Regions from separate parts of the Mus musculus genome. Here region 1 is linked to region 2. The links are chromatin loops, found by intact Hi-C in ENCODE. Cell type or tissue: left cerebral cortex. All regions are shown on one strand.

Evidence for each region. A loop is a pair of places that touch in the nucleus more often than their neighbours do. Peaks named below come from ENCODE experiments on the same cell type or tissue, not always from the same donor. Only the 100,000 strongest peaks of a DNase experiment are listed, where the experiment ranks them.
Region 1: a loop joins it to region 2, with 7 times the contacts of the local background. A loop is called at or near these places in 5 of 42 quality-filtered maps.

The regions. Positions count from the first base shown.
Region 1 is chr11:82,232,141-82,240,140 of GRCm38, forward strand. No RefSeq gene overlaps it. Among named protein-coding and RNA genes, the nearest start is that of Ccl1, 56 kb to the left of the region's middle. In left cerebral cortex, a CTCF peak has its summit at 3,576 (motif pointing right); a DNase peak (open chromatin) is centred at 3,600.
Region 2 is chr11:82,759,146-82,767,145 of GRCm38, forward strand. Cct6b (chaperonin containing Tcp1, subunit 6b (zeta)) reads right to left here and starts at 5,176. Exons shown (of 14, transcript NM_009839.3): 1 at 4,946-5,176; 2 at 3,043-3,106; 3 at 1,205-1,339. The coding sequence starts at 5,082. Zfp830 (zinc finger protein 830) reads left to right here and starts at 5,200. Exons shown (of 1, transcript NM_025884.4): 1 at 5,200-8,000. The coding sequence starts at 5,227. The coding sequence ends at 6,318. In left cerebral cortex, a CTCF peak has its summit at 3,485 (motif pointing left); DNase peaks (open chromatin) are centred at 4,874 and 5,173; H3K4me3 peaks cover 2,214 bases; H3K27ac peaks cover 1,106 bases.

The sequences.
Region 1 (8,000 bases), 530 kb before region 2:
AGGGGCAGCTGGAAGGATGGATCAGTGGGGAAGCGGTGCTTGCTGCATAAACATGAAAGCCTGAGTTCAGATCCCAGCTTGCATGTGAAAATGCCCAGACCAGGCTACACACACTCCTGTGACCCAGCACTGCTGGGGCCAAGTCAAAAGGATCCCTGAGACCTGCTGGTCACCAGCATAGCTTTGGGTTCAGTGAGAAACCCTGTCTCGGGGACATAAAACAGAGCCTGATAGAGCAGGACATCAGACATCCTCCTCCAGTTTCTACAAGGGCTTGCACACATACATGCACATATAGGACACACATATATGTGTGCACATGCATGCACATATCACACACGCATGCACACCGGTGTGCAAAGTCTTTGAGGAAGAATGTAGAGAGAGTGCAGGGGATGTCTGGCCCTCTTCCCAGGGACCTCGAGGCTGTATCCACCATGGGCCAGCCAACCACGAGACCCTCTGTACAATATATGAGGATCTCCTGATGCTCCAGCCTGAGGAACTGAGCTAAGCATGATAGCATCTCCCATGAATCTGCTTTCTGAGGCGTCCCGTGGAGCCACGAGAAATTGCAGAGAATCTAAATGTACAGCCGTCAAGCCTGGCTCCGTAGCCGCCTTCAGCATAGCGTTTACAAAGTGTGTGTAATAGCATGGAAAATAGTCGTGATAGTGTGAATGAAAGCAGGGCGTGAAACTGTGCAGTCAGTATAAACTCAGCTGTGTGAGAAGGGAAGAAAAGAATTAGAGACAGGACAGACCAAGGCAGTAAATGCATCCAGAAATGAGCATCTGGGAGCAGGGTGATGTCACTTTCTGCTCTTGGCTGAGTTTTCTAACCTATTTCCTCTGTGTGTGTGTGTGTGTGTGTGTGTGTGTGTGTGTGTGTGTGTGTGTGTGTTTTATGGGGGGTATAAGATGTCTGTAAGTATGATGTGAGGGTGTGTATATGGGGGGATGTGGTATGTTTTGTATGTGTAGTGTATTTTGTATGTGTCTTTATGTGAGTGGTATATGTGGTGTGAGGTGTGTGTGCATGATGTGTTGTGTGTTTTGTGTATGTATGTGGTTGGTAGCATGGATTGCGTGTGTGGTACATAACATGGTTTGTGTGTGTGTGCATGTTTATGTGTCCATATACACACGGGTACACATGTGTGTACAGTTGTAGGTGCACGTGTGCTCATTCATATGAAGAGGTCAGAGGATAACCTTGGGTGCTTCTCTGCAAGAACCCTGAGTTTGCCAATTAAGCTCGATGGACTGGCCATCACGTCCTGTCCTCTGCCTTCCTGGTGCAGGGGTTATACGTGAAGCCACCATAGCCAGCAGATTTTTCTTTACTTGGGTGCTGGGGATCTAATTCAGGTTCTAGTGCTCAGAGGCAAGCTGAGTACTATGTTTATAAAGCGATGGTGTTCATTGCTGGTGGTAGATGGAAAAAGAGACACCCCGGGGCAAATTTCTGAAATAAGAGACAGATGAGAGGGTACCACTCCCTTCTGTCCATGAAAAGACAGGAGACTTTGACCAGGCAATCAAATCTGCTCCCAGATGTTCCCTGCAGCAGCTAGTTTAAATCATTTGCATCTCTGAACCAGTGTGGCATGGTTTGTGTGTATGTTTAGGTGGTTTGTCTGTGTGGCATGGGGTGTGTACATGGTGTGAGGTGTGTGTAGTATGGAAAGTATGGTGTGTGTGTGTGTGTGTGTGTGTGTGTGTGTGTGTGTGTGTGTGTGTGTAATGTGGTTCCTGTGTACATGTGGTGTGTAGCTTTGTATCTGTGCCTGCTGATAGGAAGAGAAAATATCAGAAGAGATGCCTAGGAAGCTGGTTGTAACAGGTGTCAGCACACAGTGTCTATCCTGCTACACAGTTCACCCTTGCCAAATGAGGCTACTGCTCTGTCCTCAAATACACTGTTGCAAAGGCACTCTTGCCTGCCTGTGGAGACCCACTTTCGGAGCTAAGAATCGCTACATGCAGCTGGGAGGCTGCCTTGTTAGAGCCCCCTCCTCTCTGTGTCTTGTCTCATCCCATCTGCCATCGTCTCTGCCCACTTGGTTAAGCCATCTGTAAATAGCAGGACAGCCGCTCCCTGATGGCTCTGGGCTCTGCCCTTTCTGCTGTCTCTACACACAGACTGTTTCCTGCTTTCCAGAAACTCAGCCTGGCAAGCAGGGGCCTCAGATAACGGCTTTCTGAGGCTGTCAAAGCTCCCAGTAGTGATGTTCGGGAGGGGTCTCTAGTCTTAATGATTCATGTGCTAAGGACTGTCTTCTACAAGAGGATCAATAATCTTCGTCCTAGAAACAGTCCCCACTAACTGGTCCCTCCTCAAGGCTCCCTGGAGACATGATTCACTTCTCAGAGCAGATCAAGAATAGAGGTAAGGCTGGAAAGTCCCTTCGAGACAACCTGCCCCATGTGTTTTTGGGATACAAACAGAACCCAGAGCCAGAGTGAGTGGAGGCAGCAGGCCCATGGCCAAGTTCAATTTGAACCCCAGTTTCCCTAACCCTCCCCCATCACACACACAATTCAGTTATTCATTCTGGCTGAAGAAAGGCCTGTGCAAGACTGAGAGAGACAAATCACCTCTGGGGCTCTCGGCCTGGATGGGAAGAATTCATATCTCTCTTCACCACTACCTGGAGCCCTGATCCTCTTCTACCTTGACCCGAGTCTGGAGTCCTCAGGAGACTGCAGGAAGGGACACCCTGTCTCAGTAACTGATGCCATCCCCTGCTGACAACTACCGGCAAACCCCGATGTCCCCAAGCTGACACCCAGCCACACTCTGTCCTCACCACCGGCTGCATCTCCCTTCATTCCAGCCACATTGAACTGCTGGACCTGTCTAGAAAAAGCCCTGGACTGTTATCATGACCAGGGTATATTACAGAGAAGATTCAGAGAATCATTACATAGACACTGTGTGTACACTGGGCTGCCTCAGGCACAACCTATGCAGACATCCTGGGAGTCCATGGTCAACCAGCCAAGCCGGCTTCCTTGGCTACATCTGTTCTTTCTCCACCTGGAAAATCCCTTTTCTCCCTTCATGGCAGGTTGAGACCCACAGCCCTGGGAAGGAATAAGTGAGTCACTTTCAGTAACTCCACCTCTGCAGCCTAATGTTTTTCTCATCACTTCTGCCATAACGCCTGATACAGAGTCTTGGAGTAGGTCCCCTCAACTTCCACACTCACTGATGCTGGGACCAGAGGGTACATTGAGGCTGGGGGATGCTCTTTGCCCCAGGAGATGCCCTGATGCATTCAGGATTCTATGCACTGCATGTAGGTAGCAAGCCCATCCAGTTAACAGCTGAAATCTCCTGGCATCTTGCACACCACACCAACTGAGGACCAGTGCCTTAAAGTTGGATTGGGAGGTCTTTTCCTTCCTAGTAGAAGGAAAATTCTACTAGGCATTGGCTTTTGTGAGGGTGTTTAATTATTTTCTGAGCCTGTCAGTACCCAGCACACAGTAGAGAAAACTATCTGCTTAATAGATCCACAGAATGGGCCTTAAGAAATCTGAAAAGCTCCACTAGATGCATTACTAGTTATAACCACTAGAGGGCAGACAAGGCCTGCCAAAAGCACCATGCAAGCTCCAGGCAGAGCCAATGCTCAGTCAACGCCAGGGCCCAAGTTCTGCCTGACTCTAGGATTCCTTGCTGTTCCTTTGTCCATTCTCAGCACATCCAGGGCAATACTGTTAAAACAATGATGAGTCAGGTCTTGCCATCTCTCTATTCCAGAGGCCACCCAGAGCCTCCATCTTTTCTCTACAAAAGCCACAGATCTTGTAAGAAGAGCACAGGGTTACCTCTACCACTGCTCTCTCATAACTTCTCCAGAAACCCCAGCCCCATCTACTGTGTCCCCTTCAACTCCAATCAGGCCAGACACTTATTCCATGGCTGAGCGTCTCACCCACCTGAATACCTTTCCCTCTTTTCTCAATACCCTGTATCCCTTTATCTCTCCCCAACCCTCACTCCCACTTCCTGAATCTCACAGTCTAAATAAATGCACAAGAACCCATCCAGCAAGACCCTTCCTGAGCTGTCTGTCTCCCACTCCATCCTACTTGGCCTTCACCCCCATAGCAGTTATAGCAAGATGAATGGGTGGGTGGGAGGAAGGATGGAAAGATTGAAGGATGGATGGATGGATGGAAGGAAGGAACAACAAACAAATGGATAAATTGATAGATAATCATGGACAGGTAGGGGTTAGATGTACATAGACATATGGGTGAATAGATAGATGGATGGTGGCTATGGTGGCTACATGGATGGGTGAGCAGGTAGACACATGATGAGTACATGCAAAGGTGGGTGGGTGGAAGGGTGGATAATACTTCTCTTTCTCATTCATTGTTTTTCTTAATTCTCCAGTGGTAGCCTCCAGGGAATGAGTGAGGGTTTAGTCTCCTTTGATTCTGCAGCCCTAGAGCATGGTGCATGATGTCTGTTAGATGGTTGTGGGAAGATGAAGGAGTAACAGCAAGTTCTGAGCTGAGTCAGCTAAGGAGAACTGCATGATGGGATAGACAGGTTTTCTCATGCAAGCATCCTCCTCCAAGAAGTGGCCTCTGCCATTCAAACCAGACGACAGAATCACAAAATCCTGATTGGAAAAAAAAAAATGGGGCTAGAAAAAGGTATTTGCTGGCCCTGTTATTTGTGAGAAGGCAAACTCTGCACCCAAAAGTGAGGCTTAAATCCCAGCTTTGAACTTCAATTCCAGTGAGATGACAGAAGAGTCTCTCAAAGCCTCTGTAACTTTGTTTCAGAACTGGAAACAGTAGCGATAATATCAGATCACTGAGCCACCTGCCCAGCAAGCCCAGGTGCTCGTTCATCATGCAGGTCCCTTGACAGAGGTCTTCTATGCAAGGTACCTTCTACTGACTCAGCTAACGCCCAGCCTTCACTCAGAAGCTTGCCTGAATCGTGCTCTGGTAAGGTGTCCTGGGATCTCTGTCAGGGTGTACCTCAGCCCTTTCAATGGCTGTTCCCCCGGGATCTACACCTTGCGGATGGAGCTGTGTCTGGCTTCATCTCCCGACATTTTCAGTCCCTTACGGAGAACAGACTCTCACTGGAGAGAGTCCCTGTCTGTCTGATTTCTCTGCAGCCTCCGAGCCTGCCACACTCGAGTCTACATTCTCCCTCTGTCCATCCCCAGCCACCCTACAACCAAAGCTGAAGCCCATCTCCCAAGGCTTCAGTAGTGACTACCCAAGACATGCAGGGAAATGGACCCTGGTGTCTGGGGACCAAAACAGAACATATAACAAGGGAGGTCCAAGCTGTGGCCAGCAACAATGGGGGGAAGGTGGGGCACACAGAGTGACCAGCCAAAAAGATTGCATCCTTGGAGCTGCGGCCAGCAGCAGCAGAGCCTGGAGACATCAAACCTGCCAGCTAAAACGCCCCATGAATATTTAACAGCCATCAATATTTAATTAGTGCAGACAGATTAACTCTGAAATCACACACTGGGGCTAGGCTCCTCAGTCCTAGAGGGGGTGGGGGGGTGCGGAGTAAGTCCTGAGAGATGGCCCTGTTGTCCGCCATGAGGTCCCAATACCACCTTTCTCTCTCACCTCCACAAACCACCACACACACACACACACACACACACACACACACACACACTTACACTCACACCCCGCCCTGCATAAAGTGAGCAGCAATTGGAACAGCCAGAGAGCAGGAGAAACCAGGAGGTCTGTGTCTCAGGAGAAGGCAGGGACAGTGGAGTGAGGGTTGTGCCAGTCAGAAAGACCCAAACTGAGGCTCCTTCCACTTTGCATCCCCTCCAGCTCGGCTGGGGCCGCTCTGGACCTGGCCTGGCTTCAGGAGCAGGTGTGGGTGTGTAATTACCTTTGCGCCTTGGCGGGCCTGGATTAAGCTGTTTATTGCCTCGGCAGTAACACGGGGAGTCTTTTATCCCTTCAGTTTCTTTGAGTTTTATCACATCTTAGGCCACTTTTCCATTTAATGGAGTGTCCCAGTTCATCAAGTGCCTGGCCAACGCCTTTTAAACAAACAAGCAAGCAACATTTGGTAGGAGCTTTCGAAATGTCAAGGCTAGACCTGGGCTTTGCCTCTGAACACATCACCCTCACTTTGCGCTCCCAGGTCCATCCAGGCTGTACTTCCTGTCTTGGCTGCTGCTACCTCCTCCAAGGCCTGCCTCAGGGAACTTTTCCTCCAGGACACCTTCAACAACTTCCTTGTTTACACTCATGTTTGCTTCCCTGTTTCGCCGAGGCAAAGCTCCTCGAAGACAGAAATTCAAACTTCTGCATGCATCCTGCCTGACAGGGAAGGGGATGCTCATTTGTTTCCAGGTTAATAAACTTGAAGTGAAAAGAGGTTTTACTGAGGAGCTGGGAGGGCACACTATGTGCATGACTGTGGGAGCTATGAGGGCACACTATGCACATGACTATTTATCAGTTGGCTGCTGATACAAAACAACCACAAGTCCCCAGTGGTTTGTATCAATGAGTATTTGGTATCTAGGGTATATTCAACCAAGCTGACTTGGAACTGATCTAAATTCAGCTGTGCAATTATCCACTGGGCCACAGTAGCTAAGCAGCCCCGTCCCCCCCCCCCCCACTAAAGCAGTGGTTCTCAACCACTTGAGAGATCCTCTCAGCCTCTCTCACTTGAGAGAGCTCACAGTCCCTTGGAGAGGATCAAATAACTCTATCCTAGGGGTGGCTTAAGACCACCAGAAAACATATTGTTTACATTAGGACTCATAACAAGAAGCAAAATTATAGCTATGAAGGAGCAACAAAAATAATTGTATGGTTTTTGTGGTTGGGGGTCACCATGATGTGAGGAGCTATATTAGAGTTGCAGCATTAGGAAGACTGAGGACCACTACTTTAGAGGATGGAGCTGGAGCTCCTATCCTCTACCCCAGACGGTGGGCTGGCCAGGACATAGGCATCGCACAGCAGTGAAGGGGAACAAGAGGGATGCCTGGCCACATAAACCCACGTCATGCCCATGTTTGTGTGGCATTGCTAATATATTGCAGACCAGGACTTGAAAAGCCCAGTGGGGAAGCCTGGAAGCCTGGTCCTCACACAGCAGAGCCATAGAAGGGAGCAGGTAGGGTGCTCAGAGAAGGGACCAAGGTTTTGACTGACCACGTGGGGTTCCCATCACACGGCACAGGACCCCAGAGTGATGAGGCCCCGGGAGGGATGGGATCAGAACTGTTCAGTTCTACACACTTTATTCAACTTCACCCTGACCCAGTAAAAGGAACACCTGCATTAACTACCCAGCAGCAGGGACAGGAAATGATGTGAGCCCTTGAGTGACAGCCCAGAAGGCAAGCTGAGGGTCAGAGCTAAGGCTGAGGAACAGAGTAAAGTCAACTTTGGACACCTGCTCGCTCTAGGTAAGGGTGACGTGGGGGTGGGGACAGACCAGTGTCTCTTCCTGCTGGTGACTCTTTCCTGTCCCCACCCTCCTGAGAGTGTCATTGCTGGTCAACCTCTACCCACTTCTTTCTCCTCAGTGTGGAAACTCTGAAACCTTCCCTCTGAACCTCGAGTCAGTCAGTGCCATTAAAAACACCAACGCTTTGGGGCAGAGGTGTGACTAGAAGGAGGTGGCTGGCAGGTAGGAGACTCTCTCTCCATAAAGCCTGGAACCAGATACTGAGAGTTAGCCAGTATAGCTGGATAATACAAAAGAGCCTTTATTGGGATCAGAAATGCATGGGTTCCAATCATGCTCCCCCCACCCCACCCCCATTGGCAAGTTGAATAACTAAGGCAACACATGAACTCTCTGATCCTCCAAGTTCTTGTATGTAAAATGGGTTATCATAACCTTGTGCAGTGCTGTGAGGGGTGCCCCAAAAGCTAGAAGAACATACCTGTAAGGCACCCAGCATGGTGCAAGGGCCAACACAGGACCTCAACATGGGCAACATATTGGCTACT
Region 2 (8,000 bases):
TAGTCCTTGCGAGGTGTCCATCGTTCACCTGTGTTTCAGAGGAACACTAACCCTAACTCAACCAGTGGGATCTAAATTAGCCTAATCAATTCCCCTGACAATGGTATTCAGTTTAAAATGTGTGTAAGACTAAGGTTGGCCCAGGGGAGGATTAAAATGCTATAGCTGGAGGAATGTCTTTATCTTACCCACACCTGCTGAGTCACACTGGCTTCCTCTGATGGTCTTACCTTCAAGATCCATTTTAGGATGAAGCCTTATTATGGGCAAAAGAGTTAAGAGATCAAAAGGACCTATGTACTTGATGGCTGGTTGAACTTTTAAATTCCCCAGTCACAGACTATACACTATTTTCTTATGTAAGATGATGACTGATTTCTGTATAGGTAAGAGAATTTTAGTTGTTTCCATGATTTAAGTCCAAATCTAAATGAGGTAAGTTACAGACACTGAATAGATAATTCTCAAACACGAAGAAGCCAGAATCTCCACTTCAACAAGGTTATGTTTCTTAGATAGTCTCTGAGGAAGACAGAAAACTCAAATAATTATAGAAAAGACGGATAATGTCGAGAGAAGAATACAATTAAACAACAGTACAAAGAAATGTGAATGATGGCTTCACAGGCTGATGAAGAGAGGATTCGGCTAAGTGCTTTAGGAAACAGGGACTAGAAAAACCCACAAAGTGGGGCTGGAGAGATGGCTCAGTGTTTAAGAACACTGACTGCTCTTTCAGAGGTCCTGAATTCAATTCCCAGCAACCACATGGTTGCTCACAACCATCTGTAATGGGATCAGATGCCATCTTCTAGTATGTCTGAAGACAGGACAGCAACAGCTACTCACATACATAAAATAAATAAATCTTAAGAAAAGAAAAGAAAAAAGACACAAAGTGAAAACCCTCCAATCATCTTTCCCATTATTTTTAAAGGAACAACATTTTGTTTCAACTTTTATTAGTTACATTTTCTTTTCTAAGCAGGATTCATGGGTACACGGGAGCTTTCTCTTTAACCTTTCTATATATCATTAAATATTTTATATTTTTAAAAGTATATAATTGCAATAAAAGCCATTACTTTGGCAAAAAATAAAAAGCACTTTCCATTTACAACTGCCTAAGGTTATCTTAATTAAAATTAGTTCTCATCCTCTAAAATTAAATTTAAAAAACTTGCTTTGTGTGAATGTTTAATACCTCAGAAATGTAAAGATCAGCTTGCTTTAGCAACTCTCCAATGATCAGGACATTTGAGGTAGTGCCATCCCCTGTGACATGGTCTTGGGCTGCTGCCACTTTTGCAATGATGGAAGCCGTTGGGTGTTGAATTTGCTGGAAAAGGTAAACAGCAAATTTAAAGACAGAAACTATGATGCGGAAAGCCACTGAATCCAAGGCAGCCCAAGGGACAATAGTAAAATTAACAAGCAAACGTCATGCTGCGCACTTACAAGGTCTGCATTATCAACATTTAGTAAATGTCAAATCCAAAGTTTTAAAGTTGAGAATTAATGAGGTTTGAACATTGTATGAAAGTCTTTGCTTCAAAATGCAATGACATTTCCAAGAAGAGATTAAGCCCTTCAATCTCTAAGAGGAATATATTTATGAACACCGTAGAGGACTTTTTCTTTTTGCATGATTACAGAGACTATAATGAAGTGCTCTGGAAAAGATGTTATTAATTTGTAAGTCTCCCTAAGCTATCAGAATCTATAAACATTTGAAAACTGCAAAAATCATTCTGTTGAGGTTTAATCCAACAGCCATATCTCAAGACTGCAGTATTTAGCTGGCAGCCTTAAAAATACAAATTGTGGTCAGGTGGTCTTGGGGAAGGCCTTTAATTAAAAAAAAAAAAAGTTGGGTTAGAGAGACAGCTTAGCCATTAAGAGTATGTTCTGTTCTTCCAGGAAGTGGAGTTTGGTTCCCAGCACCCAGAAGTGGCTCAAAGTCCAGCTCCAGGGAACCTGAAACCCTTTTCTGGCCTCTGCAGGTACCAGCATACATGTAGCATACATTCATAAAGATAGACCCTCATACATATGAAATTTAAAAATCAATAAAATCCTTAAAAATATAAATTGTGGGCTGGAGAGATGGCTCAGCGGCTAAGAGCACTGACTGCTCTTCCAGAGGTCCTGAGTTTATTTCCCAGCAATCACATGGTGGCTCACAACCATGAGATCTGAAGCCCTCTTCTGGTGTGTCTGAAGACAGCAACAGTATACCCACATACATGAAATAAATATATATATATATACATGGATAGATAGATAGATAGATAGATAAATAGATAGATGGGGGAGGGGGGTAAGGTTGAAGGTGTAGCTTAGTGGTAAAGAGCACTTGCCCAGTATATGAGGGTGCATCACTCAATCTCTAGCATTGCAAAAAAAAAATATATATATATATATTTTTCAAGACAAGGTTTCTCTGTGTAGCCCTGGCTGTTCTGGAAGTTGATCTGTAGAACAGGATAGTCCTAAACTCAGAGATCTGCCTGTCTCTGCCTCTGGAGTGCTGGGTTTAAAGGCATATACCATCAAGCCCAGCTAAAAATTTTTTTTCTTTAATTTATGTGCATCGGTGTTTTGCCTGAATGTATGCTTATGTGAGGAACTGGAGTACAGAGTTGTGGCCTCCCATATGGGTTCTGGAAATTGATCCCAAGTTCTCTGGGAAAACAGCTCTTAATCACTAAGTCATCTCTCCGGCCTGCAATAAACAAACAAACAAACGAACTTTCAGAGTGTACCTTCCCCACCCCAATGTTGAACCTAGAGTCCTGCACATGCTGGGGAAGTGCTCTATCCCTGAGCTGCATTCCCAGCCCATGTGCCATGTTCTTAATTAAAGCTTATACAATTTATCATAGCCAGCAGCAGCTCGGCACTGCATCTAATACCTGAATCCAACACTCAGGAAGCTGAGGCAGGCAAGAAGGGGAGAGGAAATTGTGAATTTGCGGCCAGCCAGGGCTACATAGGCAGCTCCTGTCTGAGAAAAGAAAATGACAAAGAGCATTGGCTCACCATCTCATGAAGCAGTACATTGCCGTCTTTGGTGAGTTTGATGTCACCTGCCCCAGAAACAAGCCTGTAAAAAGGACAATGGTGCTTAACTACACAAGCCAAGAATCAACAAACCCTCCCGAGTTCTTGCCATTTATGGTCCTAAAAACAGTTGACTGGGCTTGGAAACGCTACACTGAGCCACGTGGTGACATGTGGTAGTGACTGCCACTTGCGTCTCATGGGATTAGTTCTCCCGGATGACCTTACAGTAATTTCATTCCAAACAGAGCATTTATGGTTTAAACACGAGCTGATGAGTTATACATGTTGGCTAATGAAAAGTATAAAACAGGGCTGGAGAGATGGCTCAGAGGTTAAGAGCACTGGCTGCTCTTCCATAGGACCTGAGTTCAATTGCTAGCAACCACATGGTGGCTCACAACCATCTATAATGAGATCTGGTGCCCTCTTCTGGCATGCAGGCATACATGCAAGTAGAACATTGTATACATGATAAAAATAAATATTTTTTTAAAAGTATGAAACAGAGTACAAATCTACAAATTTCTGTAGGTTTTTATCTTGGTGAATGTCATGATTCAGCCACTGAATTTAGTTGTCTAGTGCCTTGCATTTATTAAATCACCAAGCTTAGTCAATTCTACAATTAAAATGCCTTTGGACATCTCTCTCCAATTTAATTGTTATCCTTCCTAGACTGCTTAGACAGCATCTTGTCTCCTAATTTGAATCAACCCTCCATGCTACATCTTTCTAAAAGGCAATGGGATTCAGTTTCCTGATCACCAATCCTTCAAAGATGTTACATTCTCTACCATCTTCAAGATAAAAATCCAGGTAATTTATCAGTAACATACTTGGCCTTTTCCAAACTCTCCTGTTCCATCCACCATTATTCCCACAGTAGGTCTTTCTGTTCCCTTAATGCATTATAATGTTTATTTCTGGTGGATTTACACCACTAGGAGGTCTTGATTCCTGTCACTCATTCTTCTACAACTCTGATCAAACATCCCCTGATATCTGAGAGGATTTTCCTTCAATCATCGGTAATTGGGCCCTTTCCTCTGTAAAATCATTTGCATCTCTATATAATTGACATACCTGTCACTGCCATGTCACTTTAAGGATACCATCTCAAAGGCTAGAGAGATGGCTCAGCAGTTAAAAAGCACTTATTGTTTTTGAAGAGGATCTGAGCTTGGTCTCCAGCACCCATATCAAATGGCTTACAACTGCCTATAACTCGAGTTCTAGGGATCTGTCACCCTCTGACCTCTGGGGGCATCTGCTCACACCTGATGCACATAAACTCAGACAGATGTGCACACGTAAATATAAATCAGGTTTTTAAAGGAAAGGACAGAAACTATCCCATCTGTTTTTCCAGCATCTAGTGTTAAGTGGACTCGTTTACTATAAACGCTACTTTGCTCATTCCTCTCAGGGTGTCTCTTTCCCAAGAGACCTTTTGATCTCCCCTACTCTTCTTTCTTCGTAAAACAATGGTGCTAAATAAACATATGTCCAAATGGATGACTAAACATGAAGAACTGTAGGTGCGGAGAGTCCCAACTGCTGGAAGATAATGGAACTTGAATTTGAACCTATGCCTGCCTAGCTCCAAAGCCAGTACCACTCCACCACGTCAAAACAATACTGCCTGCGGCGGAGCTGCAGCCCAACGTCTGCTGAGCGCGCGCACAAGGCTAACAGTTTCTATTGACGGAGTCTTTTCTTCGGGGAGGCGCTCTCTTCCTCGGCTAGAGAATCCTAAGAGCAGGAGTGAGAGAGAGGAAACCGGGTGTCTAAATGTCGCAGCATTGCTCACAGGTTTTCACTGATCAGCATCAGAATCAGAGTGAGCCGCGACACCCCGCACACTCTAGCGGCATCTCACATTTTTAGCGCGCCCTTAGGACCCAAGGTGGGACGCAGCACATCCTGCAGCCCACGGGCGGCGCAGATGTTCACAGCCAAGGCCGCTTGGCTCCGGGTCACTTCAGCGCCAGGGTTAGCGATTTTGATCGCAGCCATGGTTCAACAGTCCAGCCCCAAACTTGCCGACTCCGAACCCTGGCGCCACGCCCACACTCCTGAGTGTGGGCCAATCGGCGCCATAACAGGAAGTGACGCTATCACGCCTCGGAAGCTAGACTCGCCTGAGTCCTGGGCGCAAACATGGCGTCCTCCACCTCTACTCGGACTCCGGCTGGGAAGCGAGTGGTGAATCAGGAAGAACTGAGGCGCTTGATGAGGGAGAAGCAGCGCCTGAGCACCAACCGGAAGAGGATCGAATCTCCATTCGCCAAGTACAACCGTCTGGGGCAGCTGAGCTGCGCACTGTGTAACACCCCGGTCAAGAGCGAGCTCCTGTGGCAGACCCATGTTCTGGGAAAGCAGCACCGGGAGAGAGTAGCGGAGCTGAAAGGCGCCAAAGGAGCAACCCAGGGCCCGTCGACCGGCACTGTACCTCAGGCCACCAAGAGGAGAGCGACGGATGTGGAGAGCCAAGACGCCAAGAAAGCCAAGGCCTCCGCGGGACCTCAGGTACAGCCCTCCACCTCAGCCTCGTCCGCCAACTTGGATGCCGCTAGGGCGGCCCCCAGTAAACCTGGACTCGGTTTACTGCCTGATTATGACGATGAGGAAGAGGAGGAAGAAGAGGGAGGTGGAGAAGAAAGAAGGGACAGCAGCAAGCATCTTCCGGATGCACAGGGCAAAGAACACTCGCTTGCCTCTCCGAGGGAGACAACAAGCAATGTGCTGCCAAACGATCCGTTTAATACAAATCCTCCCAAGGCCCCCTTAGTTCCTCATTCAGGGTCCATTGAGAAAGCAGAAATACATGAAAAAGTGGTGGAAAGAAGAGAGAACACCGCCGAAGCATTACCAGAAGGGTTCTTCGACGACCCTGAGGTAGATGCAAAGGTCCGGAAGGTGGATGCCCCAAAGGATCAGATGGACAAAGAGTGGGACGAGTTTCAAAAGGCTATGAGGCAAGTCAACACTATCTCTGAAGCGATCGTTGCTGAAGAGGATGAGGAGGGACGGTTGGACCGGCAGATTGGAGAGATTGATGAGCAGATAGAATGTTACCGCCGAGTGGAAAAGCTGCGGAATCGCCAGGATGAAATAAAAAACAAACTTAAAGAGGTTTTGACCATAAAAGAACTTCAGAAAAAGGAAGAGGAGAATGTGGACAGTGACGACGAAGGAGAATTACAGGATTTGCTGTCTCAGGACTGGAGGGTAAAGGGGGCTTTGCTGTAAGGTTTTGAAGACCCAAGCTTTCCATCAGTCCCCGCTGTCCCTTAAAAAGTGCTGTGTCCAAGTTCTTGGGTTCCTCTGACCTTGGATACCCCTAATTGTTGGGATAAAGTAAGCCAGTGAGGAGTAATACTTTGGGGATGGTACTGTGTGCGGTGCTATTTATTATAAAATGTTTGAGGTAAAACCGTTTTTGACATTTTTGAAATTATAACCACAAATTGCCAACTTTTTCATCTTTACAGGTTCAATGTGGTTTTTCAGTTGTAAAATCTAAGTTGTAAATATTGCACATAGCTAAGTATATATTTATATAAGTCACTCTGTTTTGATCCTTATATTAGTCAGATAAAAAAGACACATGTTTATATGACCTCGATGTATATATATTTTCAAGCCTTAAACTCCAAGGGTTGGCGCTTTGGGAAGGTTGTTTTTAGAAGGCCACTCATAAACACATATTCTTCATAAAGCAGTGGATGGGTATTCTTTTTTCAAAAGCATACAGATGTCCAGACTCCAGCACAGTGTTTCTTTTGACAAGATCAATGATTGCTAAGTTGTACATCAGTATCACCTGTGAAACTTTTGATTGTTCATGGAATGTCAAATCGCCTATGAAGCTTTAGTGCCTGAGCCCCATCTTAAAGAGGTTTTGACCATAAAAGATTCCATAAATTAAATGGGATCCAGATGACAATATTCTTGACTATTCCCAGGTTATTCTAGTATTTGCCCAGGTTGGAGATTCAGCTGCCTTAAGTGTAAAACCTATCTATATATTTTTCAGGCTTTGTTTTCCTTGAACATGCTCTGTAGTTTACTGTACTCCCTGCCCCCGAGTGCTGCTAAACAGATCAGAGCTATGGGAATGCTAGGCAAGTATTCTCCCACCACCAAGCCAGTTTTCAAATGAAGGAAATATTACCCCATTGAGTTGGAAATTTTATTTTTGTGGTAAATCAGGCTTGTGTTTACAGGTTCTTTCAATGGCAGGAAGATAGGTAAGTTGCTAGTAAGGCAATGCCAGTTACCTTATTCTAGTTATTGATATTTTAAAGTTTTCCTTGCTTTGGAGGATGAGTGTTTTATATACAGCATCTTCCAATTTACTATAATAGCTAAGACATACTGTTCTAAGCCTAGGCCAGTCAGGATTCTAAGCACTTTACATATATTAACCCATTCTAGCTCAGGTTTTATAAGGAAAACCACCAAGAAGAAAAGGCCTGAAAGCCTTGAAAACTGGATGTGGTGCCTCACCCCTGACATTGCAGCTTTTGGAAGGCTGAGGGAGATGCAGCCTGGACTATGTAGTGAGACCTTGTCTAAAATAAAAAAAAAAAAAAATCCTTTAATTCTAAAGAACTGTTTTTACAGGCAATGTGGAAATAAATGGAGGATTTGGGTTTTTTTAAACTGAAGAAGTCTGTGACAATTCGGTGTTATTCTAGTTGTAGTGTGTGGTATGGAAGAAGTCTAGGACAAGGAACTGGGAAATTATGTACACAACACTTCAAAAGTTAAGCGACTGATTAGTTATGGACTAAGAGGGTGGGAATAACAATTTCTCAGGAAGAGCTAACATTTAGTAACTAGAAGTAGAAGAAAAAAATGTAGAAGGGACAGGAATAGGAATGTCAAAGGACTTTTTTTTTTTTTAATGATTTATTTAAATATGCATT